Linked DNA regions of Homo sapiens: region 2 is linked to region 1. A link is an interaction called in ENCODE POLR2A ChIA-PET data of the cell type or tissue named here. Cell type or tissue: OCI-LY7. All regions are shown on one strand. Links, peaks and the distances in the headings refer to the core of each region. The heading gives the core; the rest is flanking DNA. Region 1 overlaps SMAD1 (SMAD family member 1). Region 2 has its middle 85 kb from the start of ZNF827.

Region 1 (11,719 bases), core at 2,552-7,551:
AAAAAAAAAAAACCCACTTTTTTAGCAATTTTGAAATATACAATGTATTATTAACTATAGTCACCATGCTGTGCAATAGATCACCAAAACTTACTACTTCTAGCTTAAGGTTTGTACCCTTTGACCAGCATTTCCTCTGTCCATGTTCACCCCTCCCTGCAGCCCCTGATAACCACCATTCTAATTCTACACTCTACTTTTATGAGTCTATTTTAGATTCCACATGTAGTGAGATTGTGCAGTATTCGTCTTTCTGTGCCTGGCTTATTTCACTTAACAATAATGTCCGCCAGGTGTCACAAGTGACAATTTCCTTTTTTAAGGCTGAATAGTATTTAATTTGAAAAAAATGTTCAACATAAGTAATCATCAGGGAAATGCAAAAACTGCAGTAAGATATACCTTTCACCTGTTAGAATGGCTGTTATCAAAAAGATGAAAGATATCAAGTGTTGGCAAGGATGTAGAGATAGGGGACAGCCATTTTGGAAGACAGTATGGAGGTTCCTCAAAAAATTAAAAATAGAACTACCATATGATCCAGCAGTCTCACAACTGGGTATATGTCCAAAGGAGGTCAAATCAGTGTGTCAAGGAGATGTCTGCACTACTAAGTTCACTGTGGCATTATTTACAATAGCCAAGGTATGAAGTTAACCTGAGTGCTCTTCAGTGGATGAATGTGTAGAAATGCAAATTCTTAAACCCTTCCACAGACCTACAATACTGAATCAGACTCTGGAGATGGGGACAGACATCTGTGTTGTAACAAGTTCTCCAAGTGAAACTGATACTGCAAAAGTTTGAGAACCACTGGTTTAAGGTATCCAGGCAAGTCATCAAGTCCGATTGTCTGGATGAAGTTGTCTTGAATTCAGAAGAGATGCTAATGAGCTAGTCTTTTAAATCCTCCAGCATTTTTAATTTTGCATGTTTGGATACAGATAGAAAATTGCTCTTTCCAGAGTTTTCCTTCTGATATTCATTAAGATGAGCCCTCTAACAAGATGGGATAAGTTGTCTTTAAGTGGGCGGGGAAGTTGGGGAGAAGTCTATGCTTTTGTTATTCGGCTCAGTGCAAGTTTTGGAATTGTTCTTTAGAGTGTACTATCTCTATCTCTTTGACAAAAGTAATATTACGGACGGGAATAATTGTTGCTTTTCCTTAACCTATGCCATTTATTTTCTTATAAATAAAACAGTGTAAAAAAATGGTAGTGGGGAAAAACAAATTTATGAAAACACTTTGCTACAACTTGTGTTTATTATAGTTAACAATGACAAATGTGCAAGGAGAAAAACCTTCCTTTTGTTGAAATTTGCCACTTTGACCATTGCTGAAAAATAGATCTTTGGGAAAGTAGAAAATGTTAGGAATTTCTTTTTCTGCAAATGTGTGAATACTTACAGGAAAGAGAAAGTTCGTGGAGCTTCTGAAGACTATGTCCCTGCTGATGATTTAACAGGTGGACTGTTTACTTGGACTTTTACTAGCCTTCAGAATCAGGGCTACTTATTAGTGGTTGAATTAAATGTAGGGTTTATTCTTTCTTACCAGAGTAAATGCTGACAGTGGTTAAGCAAGCAATCTAACTGTGGTATTGAGAAGACCATTCAGTTGCTATCTTCTGCTATTAAAAATGCCTTAATGGAGATTACCTGCCATTGGCCATTTTTTTTTTAATGTTTTTCACATGGTTCTTGAAAATTATCTTCTGCACTTTGAACTTAATCAGCTTGAAAGGGCATATTAAATCTGAGCTTGAAATTCTGAGATTTCAGTTTTGATCTTTAAGGCATTAGCTTCCAGGTGCTTTCATTTTCAGCATGATGGCTGCCAGCTGTTTAAAATTCACGTAAAATCCTCTTCACCTGTTGACTGAATGCATGTTTTCACTCTTTGGCTGCCTCAGTCACTGTGTAATTCGTGTCTTGGTAAATTTTACCTTGAAGAGAAAGTCTTAAAATTATAGAAATAGAGGACAGATTAGTTCTCACCAGGGGCCAAGAAGAGGAAAGAGGGGAAGGGGAGTGGGTGTAGCCATAAAAGGGCAAAGTGAGAGATCCTTGGGGTGACGGAAATTTTCTGTATCTTGACTGTATCAATGTCAATATTTTGATTGTGATAATTTTGTAATATTCTGTGATAGTCTGTAATATTCTGATTCTGTAAGTAGGATTTCTCTGTTATCCTTAAAACTGCATGTGAATCTACAATTACCTTGATTTAACAAATGGTTTTCTGTAAAAAAAAAAAAAAAAAAGCAGCTAGTTCAGCTCACACTGGTGCTCTTTGTGCACTTTTCATTTTGTCACACAGAATATTAAAAAGACGAGAGGAAATGTAATAAAATTAATATTTTATAAAACAGGCTGGGCGTGGTGGCTCATGCCTGTAATCCCAACACTTTGGGAGGCCAAGGCGGGCGGATCACGAGGTGACCATCCTGGCTAACACGGTGAAACCCCGTCTCTGCTAAAAATACAAAAAAAAAATTAGCCGGGCGAGGTGGCGGGCGCCTGTAGTCCCAGCTACTCGGGAGGCTGAGGCAGGAGAACGGGTGAACCCAGGAGGTGGAGCTTGCAGTGAGCCGGGATCGCGCCACTGCACTCCAGCCAGGGCGACAGAGCAAGACTCTGTCTCAAAAAAACAAACAAAAAAATGGTCTGGGTGCAGTGGCTCACGCCTGTAATCCCAGCACTGTGGGAGGCCAAGGCGGGTGGATCACCTTAGGTCGGGAGTTCGAGACCAGCCTGACCAACATGGAGAAACCCCATCTCTACTAAAAATACAAAATTAGCCCACGTGGTGGTGCACGGCCTGTAATCCCAGCTCTCAGAGGCTGAGGCAGGAGAATCGCTTGAACCTGGGAGGTGGAGGTTGTGGTGAGCCAAGATTGTGTCATTGCACTTCAGCCTGGGCAACAAAAGCAAAACTCTGTCTCCAAAAAAACAAATGGAAATCTTTAAAAAATGTCTTGCTTCACCACATTGTGAATGTGTTTTGTTTTGTTTTGTTTTGTTTTTTTGTTTTTTTTAATTTGAGATGGAGTCTCGCCCTGTCGCCCAGGCTGGAGTGCAATGGCATGATCTCAGCTCACTGCAACCTCTGCCTCCCGGGTTCAAACAATTCTCCTGCCTCAGCCTCCTCAGTAGCTGGGATTACAGACACCCGCCACCATGCCCAACTAATTTTTGTATTTTTAGTAGAGACGGGGTTTCTCCATATGGCCAGGCTGGTCTCGAACTCCTGACCTTGTGATCTGCCCGCCTCAGCCTCCCAAAGTGCTGGGATTACAGGCGTGAGCCACCGTGCCTGGCTGTGAATGTGTTTTTATATGACATGTGTGTGGTAACAAAAAACTTCAGTCTAGTTCAAGTTTTTTTTAAGTTTTTAAATATTTGGGATTAATTAGCAATAATATTAACTATAAAAATTAAAATAAGGCATTATGCCGTGTGTTCCTGCGTGTCTAAATTTCTTTTTATTCAGACATTTAAAGCACATGATAAACTAACTCCTCAGGAACTGTGCCTGCCCCAGAAGGTTAGCATGTAATTACAGCACTGTATTCTAAATTGAATAGAGGTGTGGACAGAGACTGCGACTAACTCTTACACACTGGATAGAGGCTGCAGCTAACTCTTACACACCCAGGAGTCACCACAGAAAAGCTTGCTCACTCTGACACATATAACACATGGTGTTGCAATCTGTGTGGTGATGGGATATATGTGTATGTTTCAGTGCAGAAAGGACTTAAATCAGTTTACAGGTTTTGGACATACAATAAAATAGAAAAGAATTACTAATAAAATAGACCAGGGAAAATACAATGAAAGATCAAGACTGAGAAAAACTAGCACAAAGGTGTTCCATAGGAGTTACTATAATACAAATATACTATGTATATTTGTATAACTATAAACAAAAATAACTATCGTTATTATATGTTTGTAATCCTAGTTTGCATGTTTCTCGTAATAGTTTTGGTGTAGGGGAGAGGTGTATGTATTAATAGCTTGGAGATGAAGGAAGAAAGTTTTAAGAGTTAGGAGATACAAATCAGCTTTTGCGCTTGAAGGTTGGGTTCCGGGCAGAGCCACTGAGGCGGTTGCAGAGGCTTCTGGCAGGAGGGGTGCCTTAGGGTGGGGTGGGTGCCCTCTGGCTTTTGCAGTTGCTCTTCCACAGTCCTCTCAGGGCTTCATTCTTCAGTCTACATGGAAGTTCTTTTTTGGCTTTTTGTTTTGGTTTGTTTTTTTGAGACGAGATCTGGCCCTGTTGCTCAGGCTGGAGTGCAGTGGCGCAGTCATAGCTCACTGCAGCCTCAAACTCCTGACTTCAAGGCATCCTCCCACCTCAGCTTCTCAAAGTTCTGGGATTACAGGCATGAGCTACCATGCTCAGTCTGGAAGTTCTTTTTTGAAAAAGCACAAGGTCACTACTTAGATTTCTATCCACACAGCCTAGTGGACATGGAGATAAGACAGTGAACGCTTTCCAGGATTTTATCATTGGCATTGGCTTATGGTTGATAATTTTATTATTTTCATCTATAATATTACTAGAAACATGAAATAATATAGTCATGAGTAGGATTTTATACCCAGATCTTTTAGTGGATTCCAGTGTTAAATCCTAGGCAAATGTGAAGCTTGTTATTTTAATTTTTTTTTTCTTTTCTGAGCAACTGTTCTTAAATGCATTTGTGGCATTTGTTTTGGGTTATTAATTGATGAATAGATACTGTTTCAGCCATTACTGTATGTTACTTTTACATAAACTGTAAAAGTACATAAGTTGTTATACATCGATGGAAGCAGACATCTAGACAACTACAATGTGATTTGTTTCTGGGCAGAATTTTTCTATTGCCAAATCTACTTTAATTTGAAATTTTAAGACAGTAGTCTATAGATCATACAAAGTACCTTTCTCATACTTTTGCTTTCCTGACGTTTGTCTTCTGCTTTATTATTTTTCTTCTTATTCTATTTCTGCAGTATTAGGTGGGCAAGAGAAGATATTTTCAGATCTTTCAGATTCATTTAAAGTGCAGCTGTCTTCCACCCTCCATTGCTGGTTCATAGAGCAGAAAGAACACCAGCCAGCCAGCAGCTGTTAAAAAGAAAACGAAAAAAAAAAAAAGTGACTGAAGAAAAACAGCAGTTTTGAAAACCATAGAAAAACATTTGTCATAATATTTTAAATTAAAAGAAAAAAACCAGGCCAATGTTTCCAAGACTAGCTTAGGGTGAAATAATAATTAAGACCTTCTGAATTGTGCTTTTTGGCTTATTATTCCCACATGTGGATCATCCTGAAACAATGATTTCTTGGAGGTTTGAGTAAGTTTTATATGTGGTTGAGTTTAGGAGGAGTCACAGGTGATTTGCCCCATGTGGGAGTGCCCGGTGGCCTTGCTGGATACTTGGAAAAAGGAGAGAAATAGAAGAGGATGGTCGGCTTATGTAATGATCTCAGGCTGATTAATTTGGTTTTACTTTCAGCCTCTTTGGTGCTAGATATCAAAAGGCCAGAGAACAGACCAGAGATTGCTTTCTCTCAAATATATGTTCTATCCCCTTGCCATTTTCCCCTTAAAATGAAAATGTTCTCCGGAAAGACTAAGCATCATGACTAATAAGCATGAATTAGCCAGATCATCAAACCTCTGCCCTGATATTTGGAAAAATGAGATTTGTTTGGGGAGGAGATGGGGAAGCAACAAGGGTTTATTTGTTTTTGAAGAAGCAGAGCTGGAGGATTTGGAGCAGCTGTAGGGTGGATACCATGAGCACTGTGGTAAAAATCTAAGAGGGCTTGCAGAATAGTAGAGCTAAAACCCCCACATTTTGTTAATTTGCCAGTTTGGCTGGGGATTGGTGTAGTTGTTTGATACTGGTGCTGAATCTAGTTTGAATGTCTGCATGCAGACTCGTTTCCTCTGGGTTTGGGCTGGGGTGGGTTGGGCTGAGCTGGGCTGAGCTGGGCCAGGCCTCCTGGTGTATGGGAGATGGAGAGATAATCACTTGCTGCTTACCCACTCCACTTTTCTAATTATCATTGCCCTCAGTCCTCAACAGGATTTCTCTAGCACTGAAGCCTGACCATAATACTCAATTGCAGGTCTGCTCCACATAAAACTATGTAACTAGAGGTAAGTGTAATTTCCTTGATAAAAGATCTAGGGTGTTGGAAACACATTCTGTGGCTTAAATCAAGATTTAGGTCAACAAAGGAGTGTTTGGCAATTTTCCTCCAGTTCTCTAAATTGTAATGTTCATGCTCTGGAATCTTAGCAGGTTTTAAAAATGGAAGATCAGGTTTATATTCTGCTATATCACTACCCTGGTTCTAAAACAGCTCTCCAAGAGATGCTGCTTTTCTTAGTTCTTTATTCTTTCGCATGAGAAAAGACATTTTTTTATCTAAATTGTGGCCTGGCGTGGTCTGGCTTATGTGGTCGCACATCACCTTCACTTGACTAATTGCCCAGTGGCCTGTCTGGGATGTTCAGTGAGAATAAAGTAAAAGAAGAGTGATTTTATAAGGAGCATTTGGACAGCTTATTGTAAACTAAAAATAAACATATAAATAACAGAGTGAAATTGCCTTATATGTTTTTGCCTTTGTTTCCCTGTAGTTTCCCTATCAGTTCTAGCTAGCTAGCTTTGTAGCAGATTTTGCAGTATTTTTTGTGTGTGACAATACCTTTCTTTGAGCACCTGAAAAGTTTACCCAGGGTATGGTGGTGTGCTTGACAGATATTTAAGTAAGATGATCAACTTGGGAGAAAAGTTGTGGATAAATGTCTATTCACATATAACTTACAGCTTTTAAATAGGAAAAATAATAGCTAATCTTAAAATGTTATTTAAGAGAAAACTGATGGGAGCATGTCACAAGGACCCAGAGGCCAGCTTGTGACAAATCTGAGACAATTTGATCAACGGAATAATTAAGGACAGAAGTGAATTATAAACCACTGGGAGAAAAACAGGAATCCATGCTGAAGATGAATGGGGGAGAAGGAAAAGGCTCTTGCTCACAGTAGAATGCCATTGCCAACCAGTAAATGTGGAGTTCTTTAGGATATTCTGGACAATAAGGCCATTTAAAGGAGATATTTATTTCTCTTTAGTAGTTAAAATATGATGGGAAGAATCTAGGGTTAGAAGGGCTGGATTGAATTTTGGCACTTGATAACTTTGACCTTGGGTTAGTCATTTGTCCTCTTTGAGCTTGTGTTTGCTAACCCATAAAATGGGGGAGTGGTTACATCTACTTTTCAGGTTGAGGATAAAGTTAATGCATGTGAAAAGGCTTTATGTACTAATGCATTCTTGAAACAATATGACTGAAATAGTGATACAAGGAACATCACTTCTGTGTATCTTTCTTAGAATAGAAACAAAATTTGTAATGTAAGCAACTTTTCATTAAACAGATATTCAGAAAAGGAATGATATTATTAGAATAAAATATTAATAAAGTTAAAATAGTGACTTTTTATGCTTTCTGTGTGCTGGACACTGTGCTTATCACTTACCATCTATTCTCATTTAATTCTTTTTTTTTTTTTTGAGACGGAGTCTTGCTCTGTCGCCCAGGCTGGAGTGCAGTGGCGGGATCTCGGCTCACTGCGAGCTCCGCCTCCCGGGTTCACGCCATTCTCCTGCCTCAGCCTCCCAAGTAGCTGGGACTACAGGCGCCCGCCACTACGCCCAGCCAATTTTTTGTATTTTTAGTAGAGACGGGGTTTCACCGTTTTAGCCGGGATGGTCTCGATCTCCTGACCTCGTGATCCGCCCGCCTCGGCCTCCCAAAGTGCTGGGATTACAGGCGTGAGCCACCGCGCCCGGCCCTATTCTCATTTAATTCTAACAACGACTGCCGGAAGATGGTACCAATGTGGCTACTGATATGTAGAATTTGAGTAAATTTTTCACACAACTTGTATCTGGAAAGCCAGGATTCAAATTAAAGCCTAACTGCAAAATCCATGCTGCTAACCACTGTGCTATACTGCTTCCCAAAAGAAGTCTTTAATCAGTTTTCTCTCAACAAAAAGGAGGGGCATCCAGAGTTTTTGGTAGTAGAGAATGTGATCATATGTGCACCAGCTGCATGAGTTTTGGATTGCGAGTCCACATCTGCCCTTGAAGTGTTTATGGAGGCTTCTGTTTATTTCCCATTGATCAGTAATTTTTTTTTTTTTTCGAGACAGAATCCCACCCTGTCACCCTGGCTGTAGTGCAGTGGCGCAACCTTGGCTCACTGCAACTTCCACCGCTCCCCGCCCCGGCCCCGGCCCTGGGTTCAAGTTATTCTCCTGCCTCAGCCTCCCGAGTGTCTGGGACTACAGGCATGCACTACCACTCTCGGCTAATTTTTTTGTTTGTACACACACACACACACACACACACACACACACATACACACACATATATTTTTTTTTTTTTTGAAATTGAGTCTCACTCTGTCACCAGGGCTGGAGTGCAGTGGCACGATCTTGGCCCACTGCAACCTCCACCTCCTGGGTTTAAGTGATTCTCCTGCCTCAGCCTCTTGAGTAGCTGGGATTACAGGCGCCCGCCACTACACCCAGCTAAATTTTTGTATTTTTAATAGAGTCAGGGATTCACTATGTTGGCCAGGCTGGTCTCGAACTCCTAATCTTGTGATTTGCCCTCCTCAGCCTCCCAAAGTGCTGGGATTACAGGCGTAAGCCACTGCACCCGGCCTAACTTTTGTATTTTTTAGTAGAGACGGGGGGTTTCACTATGTTGCCCAGGCTGGTCTCGAACTCCTGACCTCAAGTGATTCACCCACCTTGGCCTCCCGGAGTGCCAGGATTACAGGCGTGAGCTACCGCGCCTGACCATAATGTTCTTTATTAGATACCAAGTATCTCATTTTCGTGGAATATATTTAATTGCATCAAATATAAACTCAGAATGAGCTGAATATAATTAATTCAGCTGCAGTTACAAATTAAAGATGCCTGGGTGACACCTAGGTTAATCATTTACATATCAATCGTGCAATAGATGAATAGACACCATAGGCTAACTGCTCTTTGTGTAATGACTACCTCTTACTGTGTGCTTATGGAACTTTGTTAAAACTAACTTGTGCAACGTTGAGAGACACCATAGCACGGTGGCTAAGAACTTGGACTGCAGTGCCAGGCTGCCTAGGTTTGAATCCTGTCTTCCCTGGTTATTGGTGATACATTCTCTATCTCATTCTCTATATCTCATTTTCCACTTTTATAAAGTAGAGGTAATGTAGTACCTAGGATCAGAGTTGTTCAGAGGATTCAATGAGTTAATATCTGGTACAGCTTGGTATGTGGCACTTGGTACACACATGTATAAGCACCATATTAAAAGAAAATCTGAGAAGTACTATTATTCCTATTTTATTATTAAAAGTGAGGTTTAAATAGTAAATTGCCCTAGTTAATCGGCTAGTAAATAAGCAGAATTTCCAATTTTGGAACTGAGAAACTAAAACCTGCTTCTGACTGTTACTATACTTCATGTGTGGCTTTTGAAGGTATTTTTTTTTCTCCTGATGTTTTTAGGTTATACCCTGAAGTTTTTTTCTACCTCTAACAACTCTCGAAGTCTCTAATAACAGAGCACCTTCCTTCTGTGGAAGTAAAGCAGATAAATACTTGGCAAAAGAAAGGAAACTACCAGGGTGAAAGTAGGAAGAGAAAAGACAGAGAGGGAACTAGGTTTGACAAACTGCTGTGTGCCACCATTCTTGATTCTCAGAGTGCTGTTAAGGGCTTGCTATCCCTTTGGGGAAACTGAGGTGGGAATTTATGCCACCTAAATTCATACAGCTAAGACCGTGGGCTATCTTGATCCCAAGCCAGTGCTTTTTCCATGACAACATGCCTCTTGACCAAAAAAACTGGGCCCTGTAAATTTTCTGTAAGCTTACTATAAGGCCATGCCAGCCTTTTCCATGTCATTTGGATTTATATCTGTATACTGTCAAAGAATCAGGACCAATACTGTGTAGAGTTTTTTGTAAGTGAAAGGGATGATCTCTAGAAATTTGACTTAAGATGAGAAAAATTGAAGTTCAAGTTCCACAGCTACTTAGAGACATAGATAGGGCCAGACACCTAGCTCTCTTGCCAGTGCATGTAGTAACCATTTGTCTTCCTGTACCTAGGCTGTATTCACCCAGAATTGCTGAAGGTTTTGACTTGTTATATCTGGGATGAGGTATAAGAATCTGCCTTTTTAAATAAGTATCTAATTCAGGTGCAAAGAGTCTGAGGGCTGAACTTTGAGAAAGACTGGTTTATATGAACCCACTTATAGTAGACAGGTCAGGAATAGCAATACAATTTACAAACATATTGAAAAAACATTCATTCTGGACCTATTAGGTGCCAGACACTGGCACCTATTTCCTTTCAAAAGAAAGAAAATCAGTTCTACCCACAAAGGCATTACAGTCCAGGTGAAGTAAAGTCAACTTAGCAATAAAATGTTGCAGATGCTACAATGAAAGTCTGTGTAGGGCACACTGAGGCATAGGGAGGAATTCTTTTCTACCAGGGGTGGATAGAAAGACCGGGAAAGGCACCATGGGAGTGCTGTTAGAACTGAGACTTGGAAATATGGCCAAGTGAGCAAAGGTGCAGAAGTATGAAACTAGCAGATGAAAACTGCAAAAAGCCACAAAGATAGGTTGAAGCAGGAATCTGAACTAGGTTATGGAGTCATAGCAGACGTTCTGTGGGTGCCCAGAGAAGGTATTTTTCAAGAAAATAATCTGTGGTATACAAAAAGAATCATTGGCCTGGCATTATCTAGGAAGTTGGATTCTCAGAAGTTGAGTTAGATTTAGGTGATTTTTAGGTAAATTTAGTGGCTTTTGTTTAATGCTTTATGATATTGTTGAATGAAATTCATTTATCTATGTCAAATTATGTTCACATCTTTGTCTTTTAATATATTTGTACTTGAGTAACTATACTCCCAGAAAGTAAATACTACCGTGTTGCTACCTTTAGGCAAAACTATCATACCTTTTAAAAAGATCTTGCCCCCAAAAAAACAAACAGAAGGATGGAAAAAGAATTTAAAAAACAACTTCCACAGTCTCTTTCCAGTTTTATAGTACTGAGTGATTGTCTAGTGGTTATGAGCAGACCTTGATTCACATCCTGGCCCTCAATTAGCAGCTGTGTGACCTTGCATGGGTTACTTAGCTAGGCTGAGCCTGATCCTTCACCTGTAAAACAGAGATAACTGCTGTGAGGATTTAGTGATAGACACTTTTCCCAATGGGCAAGGACAGTGTCTGTCCTGTTGACTCATACCTGCAGTGCCCTGCATGATGGAGGCATATATGGTACCCAGTGAACCTTATATTATAGACCCTCCGTACTATCACCTCATCACCAATAAGCAGACAAAAAAGTGCCACCACTCAGGGGTTTAGGCTGTTATATATTTTCATTAAAATTTAACCTCTATTGAGGTTCCAAGAATCATTTCTTCAGCGTAAAGTTTCCCTGACATATGCTGAGGTAAGGAATTTTATTTCATAAATGTGTATACTATTAATTTTAAGTGTTCTTACTCTTACCCTTTCCGGCACTTCCTACTTGAAGTGTCTCTGTTTAGAAGGTCACTGAACACACTCTACTGGGGACATCTGTCTCGTGTAGGCATCATATTG
Region 2 (11,719 bases), core at 3,642-8,641, 500 kb after region 1:
TTGTACCCATTAACCATCCTCGCTTTCTCCCCTTCCCCCAATTCCTGCCCCACTGTCCTTCCCGGCATCTGGCAACCATCCTTCTATTCTGGAACTGCAGGAGCTCAATTACTTGAATTTTCAGCTCTCACAAATAATTGAGAACATGTGAAGTTTGTCTTTCTGTGCCTGGCTTATTTCACTTAACATAATGACCTCTACTTCCATCCATGTCATTGCAAATGACAGGATCTCATTCTTCTTTATGGCTGAATAGTATTCCATTGTGTATATGTACGACATTTCCTTTATCTATTCATCTGCTGATGGGCATTTCGGTTGCTCCCAAATCTTGGCTATTGTGAACAGTGCTGCAATAAACATGGGAGTGCAAATATCTCTTCAATATATTGATTTCCTTTCTTTTGGGTATATACCCAGGACTGGAATTACCAGATAGTATGGTATCTCTATTTTCAGTTTTTGAGGAACCTCCAAGCTGTTCTCCACAGTGGTTGTGCTAATTTACATTACCACTGACAGTTTATGAGGGTTCCGTTTTCTTCACATCTTCACCAACATTTGTTATTGCCTACTTTTGGATGAAAGCCATTCTAACTGGGGTGAGATGGTATCTCACTGTAATTTTGATTTGCATTTCTCTGATGATCATTGATGTTGAGACATCATTGAAAACTATTTGCCACTTGTATATATTCTTTTGAGAAATGTCTATTTAGATTTTTTGCCTGTTTTAAAATCAGATTATTGGAATTTTTCCCATAGAGTTGTTTGAGCTCCTTATCTATTCTGGTTATTAATCCCTTGTCAAATGGGTAGTTTGCAAATATTTTCTCCCATTCTGTGGGTTGTCTCTTTACTTTGTTGATTGTTTCCTTTGCTGTGCAGAAGTTTTTTAACTTGATGTGATTCCATTTGTCCATTTTTGCTTTGGTTGTCTGTGCTTGTGGGGGTATTCCTTAAGAAATCTTGGCCCACTCCACTGTCCTGGAGAGTTTCCCCAATGTTTTCTTAATAGTTTCATAATTGGAGGTTTTAGATTTAAGTCTTTAATTCATTTTTATTTGATATGGCAAGAGATTAAGTCTAGTTTCATTCTTTTGCATATGAATATTCAGTTTTTACAGCACCATTTATTGAAGAGACTGTCCTTTCCTCAAAGTATGTTCTTGGCATCTTTGTCTAGTGAGTTCACTGTAGTTATATAGATTTATCTCTGGGTTCTTAATTCTGTTCCACTGATCTACGTGTCTGTTTTTATGCCAGTACCCTGCTGTTTCGGTTACTATACCTCTGTACTATGATTTAAAGTCAGTTAATGTGATTCCTTCCATTTTGTTCTTTTTGCTTCATATGGCTTTGGCTATTCTGGGTCTTTTGTGGTTCCACATACATTTTAGGATTATATTTTCTATTTCTGCGAAAAATGTCATTGGTATTTTCATAGGGTTGCATTAAATCTGTAGATTGCTTTGGATAGTATGGACATTTTAACAATATTGTCTCTTCCAATTTATAAACATGGAATATTGTTCCATTATTTGTGTCCTCTTTAATTTCTTTCATCCACATTTCATAGTTTTCATATAGTCTTCTCTCTTCTTAGTCTGACTAAACATTTGCCACTTTAGTTTACCTTTTCAAAAAACCAACTTTTTGTTTTGTTGATCTTTTGTATTGTTTTCTGTGTTTCAATTCTTTTCTTCTACTCACTTTAGGTTTGGTTTGCATTTGCTTTCCTAGTTTTTTAAGACGCATCATTAGGTTATTTATTTGACTTTTTTCTTCTTTTCTGATGTAGGCACTTATAGCTATAAACTCCTCCCTTAGTACTGCTTTAGCTGTATCCCATAAGTTTTGGTATGTTGTGTTTCCATTATCATCTGTTTCAAGAAATTTTTCAATTTCCTTTAAAAATTTGTCTTATTGACCCATTGGTCATTCAGAAACATATTTAATTTCCATAGCTTGTATAGTTTCCAGAATTCCTCATGTTATTGATTTCTAGTTTTATTCCATTGCAGTCAGAGAAGATGCTTGATATGATTTCAAAGTTTTTGAATGTTTTAAGACTTGTTTTGTGACCTAACATATGATATATCCTTGACAATGATCCATGTGTTGAGGAGAAGAATGTGTATTCTGCAGCTGTTGCATAAAATGTTCTGTAAATATCTATTAGGCCCATTTGGTCTATAGTGCAGATAAAGTTTGAAGTTTCTTTGTTGATTTTCTGTCTGGAAGATCTGTCCAATACTGAAAGTGGGGTATTGAAGTCTCCAGCTATTATTGTATGGGAGTCTCTCTCTCTTTAGTTCTAATAATATTTGCTTTATATATCTGGATGCTCCAGTATTGGGTGCATATATATTTACAATCCTTATATCCCCTTGCTGAATTGACCTCTTTATTATTATATAATAACCTTCTTTGTCTCTTCTTATAGTTTTTGTCTTGAAATCTATTTTTTCTGATGTAAGTATAGCTGGTCCTGCATTTTTGTGGTTTTCTTCGGAATGGAATACCTTTTTCTATACCTTTATTTTCAGTCTACATGTGTCTTACAGGTGAAGTCTGTTTTTTGTAGATAACAGATCATTGGACCTTGTTTTTAAAATCTTTTCAACCACTCTATGTCTTTTGATTAGAGAGTTTAATTCGTTTATAGTCAATGTTATTATCAATAAGTAAGGGCTTACTCTAGCCATTTTGTTGTTTATTTTCTGGTTGTTTTGTGGTCTTCTCCTTCTTTCCTTCCATTCTGTCTTTCTTTTAGGGAAGGTGATTTTCTATGATGGTATAATTTAATTTTTTGCTTTTCATTTTTTGTGTATTTATTGTATTATTTTATTTGAGCTTACTACAAGGCTTGTAAATACTGTCTTATAACCCATTATTTTAAGCTGACAAAAACTTAACACTGTTTACATAAACAAACAAGGAAAAAGAAAACTAATAAAAACTCTATGCTTTAACTTTGTCTCCCTGCTTTTTAACTTTTTATTGTTTCTATTTATATCTTATTGTATTGTCTACATCTTGAAAAGTTGTGGCTATTATATTTGATTGATTCATTGTTTTGTCTTTCTACTTAGATAAGAGTAATTTACACACCACAGTTATAAACACGCAGTGTTATAATTGTCTGTGTGTTTTCAGTGTACTTACTATTACCAGTGAGTTTTGCACTCATTATTCATTATGTCCTTTTCTTTCTCAGTGAAGTATTTCCTTTAGCATTTCTTATAGGACAGGTCCTATAATGATGAAATCCCTCAGCCTTTGTTTGTCTAGGGACATCTTTATTTCCCTCATGTTTGAAGGGTTTTTTTTTGTTGTTGTTTTATTGTTTTTTTGTTTTTTGTTTTTTTGTTTTTTTTTGGCCAGATATACCATTCTAGGGTAAAATGTTTTTCCTTCAGAACTATAAATATGTCATGCCACTCTCTCCTGGCCTGTAAGGTTTTCATTGAAAAGTCTGCTGCCAGATATATTGGAGCTTTATTGTATGTTATTTGTTTCTTTCCTTTTGCTGCTTTTAGGATCCTTTCTTTAACCTTGACAATTGGAAGTTTCATTATTAAATGCTTTGTGGTCATCTTCTTTGGGTTAAATCTAGTGAGTGTCCTATAACCTTCTTGTTCTTGGACATTGATGTCTTTCTCTAGGTTTGGGACTTTCTCTGTTCTTATCCCTTTGAATAAAATGTATACCCCTGTCTCTTTCTCTACCTCTTCTTTAAGGCAAATAACTCTTAGATTTTCCTTTTTGATGCTATTTTCTAAATGCTGTGGGTTTGCCTTATTATTTTTTGTTCTTTTTTCTTTTGTCTCTTCTGACTGTGTATTTTCAAATAGCCCGTCTTTAAGCTCAGTAATTCTTTCTTCTGCTTGATTGTTTCTGTTATTAAAAGACTCTGAGGCATTCTTCAGTGTGTCAATTGCATTTTTCCACTCCAGAATTTCTGCTTTATTCTTTCTAATTACCTTAATCTCTTTGTTAAATTTATCTGATAGAATTCTGAATTCCTTCTCTGTATTATCTTTAATTTCTTTTGAGTTTCCTCAACACAGCGAATTTGGATTCTCTGTCTGAAAGGTCACATATCTCTATTTCTCCAGGATTGGTCCTTGGTGTGGTGTTTTATTTAGTTTATTTGGTGAGATCATGACCTCACCATGGATGGTCTTGATGCTTGTGGATGTTCATCTATGTCTGTGCATAGAAAAGTTAGGTATTAATTGTAGTCTTTGCACTCTGAGCTTATTTGTTCCTGTCTTTCTTGGGAAGGTTTTCCAGCTATTTGAAAGAATGTAGGTGTTCTGATCTAACCCATATCTGCATTACAGGGCACCCCACACCCAGTGACATTGTGTTTCTTTCAGACTTGTAAAGGTACTGCCTTGATGGTCTTAGATAAGATCGGGAAGAACACTCTGGATTACCAGGCAGAGACCCTTGTTTTCTTCCTTTCACTCAAACAAATAGAGACTCTTTCTCTCTGTTCTGAGACACCTGGGGCTGGGGCTGGGGTGACACAAACACCCCCATGACAACCACCACTGGGACTGTACTAGGTCAGACCTGAAACCAGCACAGCACTTGATTTTGCCCAAGGCTCACTGTAACTACTACCTAGCTGCCACCTATGTCCACTCAAGGCCCTGATGATGTACAGTCAGCAGGTGGCAAAGGAGATAGGCTGGTGTCTTTCCCTTCAGGATGCTGAGTTTCCTTAGGCCCCAAGCAGGTCCAGAGGTGCCATCCAGGAACCAGGGCCTGACATCAAAAACCTTAGAAGTCTATCTGGTGCTATATTGCACAATAGCTGAGCTGCCACTCAACTCACAAGATGCAGTCCTTCCCACTCTTCCCCCACTTTCCACAGGCAGAGGAGCCTCACCTCATGGCTACCACCACAGGCCCAAAGGGAGTACCCCCAGGCTACTGCCAATATCTCCCTTAAGGCCTAAGGGTTCTTCAGTCACTTTGTGGTGAATGCTGCCTGGCCTGTGACTCTTCAGGGCTGTGGGCTCCCTCTGGTCCAGGGAAGGTCCAGATATGTTATTCAAAAGCCAAGGCCTAGAATCAGGGACCCCAAGAACCCACTTGGTGATCTACTCTACTGTGGCCAAGCTGGTACTTCAGGTGCAAGACAAAGTCCTCTTTACCTTTCCTTCACTTTTCTCAAGCAGGAGGAGTTTCTGCCCATAGCCACCACAGCTGGAAATGTACTGAGTCTTACCTGAAGCCAGCAAGTCTCAGAGTCTCACCCAAGGCCTACGGCATACTACCTGGGTATTACTGCTAATTGTTCAGGGCCCAAGGGTTCTTTAGTCAGCAGGTGATGAATCCTTCCAGGACTCGGTCCTTCCCTTCAAGGCAGCAGGTTCTCTTCTGGCCCAGGGTGTGTCTAGAAATGTCCTGAAACTAAGGCCTGGATGGAGGCCTCATAACTCTGACTTGTGCTCTATCCTAATGTGGCTGAGCTGGTATCAAGATGCAAGACAAAGTCCTCTCCATTCTTTGTTCTCCTCCCCTCAAACAGAAGGGAGGGGTCTCTTTTGGAGCTGTGAGCTGTGCAGACACCTGAAAGGTGTCTCCCTAGGTCACATGCCCCTCAGTTCACTGGCTCAGAGCCCAGTTCAGCCCTAGGACTTGCCTATGAGTTGCAGTCCTTGTGGCCCAGACTGCCTTTTGAGTTTATTTAGGACTCCAGAGCACTTTAGCTCACGGTGGAAAGCCTTGCTGGAACTCAAGTTCTGACCACTGGGATGGGCGATGCTCCTCTGCTTAGGACTGGTTTAAATACTTCCTCTGTGGGCAGGTGTCAGAGGAGTTCAGCTCAGTTTTGCTTTCTGTTGTGACAGAGCACTACTGTGTTCAATGCAATGTCTCACAATTGCTGTGCTCTCCTTCTCCCAAGCACACAGATTTCCTCTCCACACCACATGGCCACTGCTGGGGCTGGGGGAGGAGAGGTGTCAGCAATTCAAGACTGTCTCCTATTCGCCTCACTACCTCATTCAGTGATATGAAGTTAAAACCAGGTACTGTGAATGCTCACCTGATTGTTGGTTCTTATGAAGGTGTTTTTTGTGTGTAGATAGTTGTTAAATTGTTGTCCTTGGGGGAGGGGAGATATTGGTGGAGGCTTCTATTTTGTCATCTTGCTCTGCACCTTCTCCTCAAAGCATTCTTAATTGAATGAAACATGACCAAATGATCACCTCATCTGGGATCTTCCCTCCACGCCTCCAGGTTATTAATGTATCATGTGTATTTGCAAATTATTTTATTGTACGTATCCCCCAGAGCTATATTAATTGCTTTCTCATTTATCTGCTAGGTATTGAGCTTGGAAGTGCAGGGCCAATGTCTTGTTTCTCCTGAATATTTAGCATCATTCCAGGTCCATACTCAATACTCAAAAAATGATTGTTGAGTGAAGGGAAGACATAGTCTCCCCTCTGTGACAGACACTGATTGTTGTCTTTCCCCTGCCGCCTGTCCCCATAGCCATACTATCCTCTGGCTGCAGCACTCTTCCTATCCTGCTCTATCCCTAATGTGCCCACTCTCCTTTCCCCCTCATTCCCCAGAGCACCACTACCATAGGGTATTGGGTATAGTCACTTAAGTGTAAGCCTGTCACGCTCAGTAAGAGTTTCAGAGTGATGCATGGAGATTTTAGCATAGCTGAGAACAGAGTACAACTTAAAATGAAGTTCCATATTAGACATCACCATCTGAAATTCTTCAGTGATTTGTACCATGGAGTATCTCATATTGGTTGTCTTTCTCTGCAGGGCCTGGCCTGCTGCCATTTTCTCTCTCAATTTCTCTCTCTTTCCCATTCTTTCTCTCTCCCCCCAGAAACCTCCTTTTCTTCTCCTTCATTTTAGAACACACTATCTGTATTTCCTCACTTCATTATGTAAATATATTGACAAATTTAATTCTCAAGGTCTTTCCAAATCAGGTCTGGACTTACTTTTGAATCTCAATGGTATCTTGTTAAACAAAAGTGTCATCTAACTCTGATGACACTTGGCACAAGGTTTTCGTTTATTTGTTTGTTTGTTTTGAGACAGTCTTGCTCTGTTGCCCAGGCTGGAGTGTAGTGGCACAATTATAGCTCAATGTAACCTTGACCTCCTGGGCTTAAGTGATCATCCAACCTCAGCCTCCCAAGTAGCTAGGACTATAGGCACATGCCACTGCATCCAGTTAATTTTTAACATTTTTTGTCTATATGGGGTATCACTACATTGCTAAGACTGGTCTCAAACTTCTGGCCTCAAGCAATCCTCCCGCCTCGGCCTCCCAAAATGCTGGGATTATATGCATGAGCCACTATGCCCAGCTCTTGGCAGAAGTTTTGAAATTCATTTTTCGTCTACTAATGCAGGTTCTTCAGCAGGGTTTATTGGAACCTGTAATCTGTGGGCTAGAGGTGGAATGGAGGTGGAGCGGTTCTTATTCTTGCTACAGATAAAAAAAACCATGATGATTTATCTTAGAAAAGAAAAAGCTAAGGAACAGTTTAATAGTCTTCAAATAAAAATTTTATTAGTATCTTGAGAGAGGAGAGTGGTGGCTCTGATAATCCTAAATTTATGAACAACTTTGAAATGTGTATGTTTGCACACTTGACTTAGCTAATTTTATAAAGAGTTTGTATTCACCTGGTTTTTGAGAATATGCTATCTAGGTCAGAAAAGGAGATGGTGCTGTGGTAATGTACAGGGTAACAGAGAAACTTAATTTAGGATTACAAAAAATGCCACAATGTGGATAATTAAGAGCTAGCTGTCCAAGAAGAGATATTATGTAATCATTCTTCAACCCCAGGAGCAACAGAAGTGGGACGAGAGAAGAGAAGAGTGAAGAAGCAGAGGTGTTCTGTTTTTACTCTTGTGGTGATAAAATGTTCTGCAATCTCTGCTGAGGGGTTTCCTGTCCCTTTAAGCAAAAGGATCACATCACAAAGTGTTTCCATGCCAGCTTTTGACTATCTTAGTTCACTCAGCTGAAATGATGGCTTTAGAAGCTGGTAGTACAGTGTAGACATACAGAGCCTACTTCAGCCAAGGACAGTGTTCCTTGGAATAGCTTCTACTGAGCTTCTGAGAACTAAACCAAGATACCATGTGCTGAATTCTTCCCCTCACCACCTCCCATATGTTGTTTTCCTGAGGTTGGCATAGAATGAACACACAGCCAGAGAAATAAGAAAAGTAAGACCATCCTGCTGCCCTACAAGAAGAAAAGGCATGATTTAAAAAAACTCAGGTTGTAAGGGCATTTAGAGTACCCTGTTCCCCACAACATACTTGCTACCTCCACCCATGTGTCTGCCAAGGAAAAAAGAACCAGGCTAAATAGTTAATGGAGTGACCTAGGATGTAGCCAAAGTTTAGCTCAGTGTGGGTCTGAACTGGACTCCATCCAAGGCAGCAGGTTTTATAGAGTCTGCAAGAATTAAAGAGAAGACATGAAGGCTACTTTGGGAGTAGAGAGGCAAGGGGATAAGGTAGGTGGGTAGAAAGAAAAGAGTGTGGGAATCACATGACTCATCATGATAATGGCTATCATCAAGGTCTTACCTTTGGTTAGAAGTGGTGGGTACCTAGGTGCTTATGATATTATTAAAAACAATTAAACAAATAGGCAAAAGCAGGTTATAAATGAACCAATGATGGGGATGTGCCATGAATCAAGGACTATGATAAATCCAATGCCAAGCTCCTGAGATCAAAAGGGGAATATGATAGAGATTCATTCTCTTTCATAGTGCCGTTGAGTTTCTGACCCATATGTTAAAACTTCAAAATATTGAAAGGAATTTAGGAGAGAATGCACTGCATTGTCTGTGGCAGGTGATCCTCACAATGAATCTATGAATGTCCAGATGGTGCAATCTCACTCGATCCTCTCAAACAGTCCATGGATTTGGTATTATGTCCATTTCACAGATGAGGGAACCAAAGCTCAGAGAGATTAGATACTGTGCTTGAGGTTGCAGGGATAGGAAATGGTGTCATCAGGTTTATAACCTGGGTCTGCCTCCCGAAGCCTGAGGTAGCTCTCCGTTCTGCCATGTGACAAGTCAGTGGACCTGTGGAGAATGAGTGTTGGGTGGGCAAGAGTGTCATCCCTCCTCTCCCATGGGTCTGAATCTGGTGCCAGGTGTGTGGGCAGTATCTGTACTTTTACAATGATTCTTTCATACACTAAAAGCATAATCATCACCATCATCAGCATCATCATCATCATCACTCCTCCTCCTCCTCCCTCCATATTATGGACAGGCTCAAAATACCCAGTTTCTCAGAAGTCTTTGTTGTGGGTAATAAAAATACTTTTCCTAAAAACCAACTTTTATAAGTTTCTAATGTGAAACAATAGTTAACCCACGTCTCATAATCATCTGTCAGCCACAACATCAAAAACAACAATAATAACAGCAAAATATCACAATAGATATACAGCACTCTCAGGACTTGCAAGATGAAAATATGGTCACAAACTAGACTCAGTCCACAACACAAGGTCTTGTGATCTCTGTTTAGAGTCCTCATTACAGTGTCCTTTCAAATAGCCAGGCTTCAGCCTTTAATAGGTTTTGAAATCAATTTAGTGGGTCTTAGTATTTAAAAAATAGACTTTTGAATTAATCTACATTTTAAGGGTAAGTATTGTTTTGTAAGGTTTTTGTTTCAGTTCTATAGGTGTATATGTGTGTGTATGTGCATGCATATGCACATGTGTGTGCACTGCGTGTACACTTCTTACTGTGGTTATTTATCATAAGGACTTAAAGGCCCTGCTGCTGGGAGCATTAATGAATGCCTCTGAGGAGTTAATGAAAAGGTAGCTGGGAGGGTTCCCTGATCTTGTGCACCCATACAGACCATGAACACCTTCACATGCAGGATTTAAAACCATACTTCACAGGGCTAGAATTAGATATTGAGGCAAATCATGAATGCATGGCACTTTAAAGCAGATGACACCTGGGTATAATTTGGAAGATGAATGGTCAGCTAGGGAGTTGGGCTGGACAGAGCCATTCAGACCAAGTAATTGCAAGAGTTATAAAAGGGTAGGGAATGTTACGCCTTTAGAAATATTGTGGCCTAACTGCTACCTCACTGTCTTTAGATACATTGGGAAAGAATTTCTTCTACTTCTTATAGACAGTAATTATTTATTACTCCTTTTAAGAGTAATTTCACACACAAACACACACACACACACATATATATTTATCTCCAAAGTACCAATAAATAACACCAACAGCAGGAATTTTCATGGTTATTGTCTACTGGGTGTCAGGCACCCTATTAGGTGCTCTCCTGCATTATTTTTAATCCTCTCAAAGACCTTACAAGATTGTTCTTGTGGAAGTTTTACATATCAAAGAAGAGCAGCTATTGGTTTTGAGGAATTAAAGGGAAAGACTAGCTGGTTGTTCATGCACAAGACTCATAGGATTCCATTAACTTGGTGACTTTAACCGTGTCTTTAGCTCTGCAGGTTCAGACACCCACGTTTGTCAACAAGCTGAGAGTTGGTATCTCAGATATGGGTCATGTTATCCAGTGGAGGTGTGGACAACCAAAATGTCTCCTGATTAACCTATGATGACAATAAATGTGACACAGCCTGACCAGCCCATGGGAACTCATAACGCAATTAAAAGTTTGCTTGGTGAATGTTGATTTTAAAAAGGGGATGGTAGGTGACTATACAGGTTTAATTTTATCAGGTAAGAATGGCTTGAAGTGAGGTTACCAACCTTTACCTTTTACCTCAGTAGTTTCTCAGTGAGAAGAACAGACCCAGGGAACTTTTTGACATAAGAGTGATAGGCTCTGCCCCCAAAGCTCCAGTGCTCAGAGCTAGAGACTTCCACTTGGGCTTGAGCTAAAATGCTGGCCTTTGATATCTCATCCAGACTGAAGATAGGGCAGAGCCAACGTGACTTGCTTGCCTGCATGCACTATGAGAAACTGGAGCAGAAGGAAAGCAAAAGGAAGCCTGCTGAGGAGCTGAGGTACGAGGGCCCCGAGACTGGGCAGGCCAATCAAAGAAGGTGAAAGAGTGTGCACAAGCAATGCCCCGACTCCATCACCCCACCTTCTGATATGTAAAGCCAAGTGGTTGGTATGCTGTCTTGAGTCAGATTAGCTACTCTTACCCTGGTGAGAGAAGAATGAAAGGAGGGACAGAGAGACAGCATGCGTCAGTTCACATGTTCCCTAAAATGGTCTGCAAGTTGGATGGGGGGAAGTTCTCTCATCTGGAGCCTGAGGTGGAAATATGGGAAGAAGAATAACAATGTCTACAAAAGGGCAAGCACTGCTCTTGGCCAGGAGATGGGTATCTTTGACCAAGATGCAATTTTTTTTCCCTGAGCTGTTCTTAGATTGACTCATCAGCTTGCTCTGGAACCCCATAAAGGCAGGAGCAGAATTTGTTCATGCTCTTAGCACAGTGCTTAGCAAACTCTCAATGTATGTATGGAATACCTGCTTTTACTTCTCCTTTTTCTTCTTTCATGGTGTCGAACCGTACCTTAAATTGACTATTATTCCTTTAGTTGTTTTATTTTCCTCAATCAGATTACTAGGTTCAACATGACGACTTTGCACATCTCTGCTCCATACAATATGTATTGATTTTGTTGTTTAGCTCTTGGAGGACAACCTCA

Evidence for each region. ChIA-PET counts read pairs that join two places held together with the same protein. Peaks named below come from ENCODE experiments on the same cell type or tissue, not always from the same donor. Only the 100,000 strongest peaks of a DNase experiment are listed, where the experiment ranks them.
Region 2: POLR2A ChIA-PET joins it to region 1 with 6 read pairs; 1 of 35 experiments calls an interaction of 5 or more read pairs at or near these places.

What each region holds. Positions count from the first base shown.
Region 1 is chr4:145,519,655-145,531,373 of GRCh38, forward strand. The region is part of intron 2 of SMAD1 (SMAD family member 1); the gene reads left to right. Among named protein-coding and RNA genes, the nearest start is that of SMAD1-AS1, 8.3 kb to the left of the region's middle. In OCI-LY7, for the core only: CTCF peaks have their summits at 4,212 and 4,412; DNase peaks (open chromatin) are centred at 3,642, 4,147, 5,087, 5,897 and 1 weaker place; H3K4me3 peaks cover 2,982 bases; H3K27ac peaks cover 4,478 bases.
Region 2 is chr4:146,017,920-146,029,638 of GRCh38, forward strand. No RefSeq gene overlaps it. Among named protein-coding and RNA genes, the nearest start is that of ZNF827, 85 kb to the left of the region's middle. In OCI-LY7, for the core only: a CTCF peak has its summit at 7,785; a DNase peak (open chromatin) is centred at 5,842.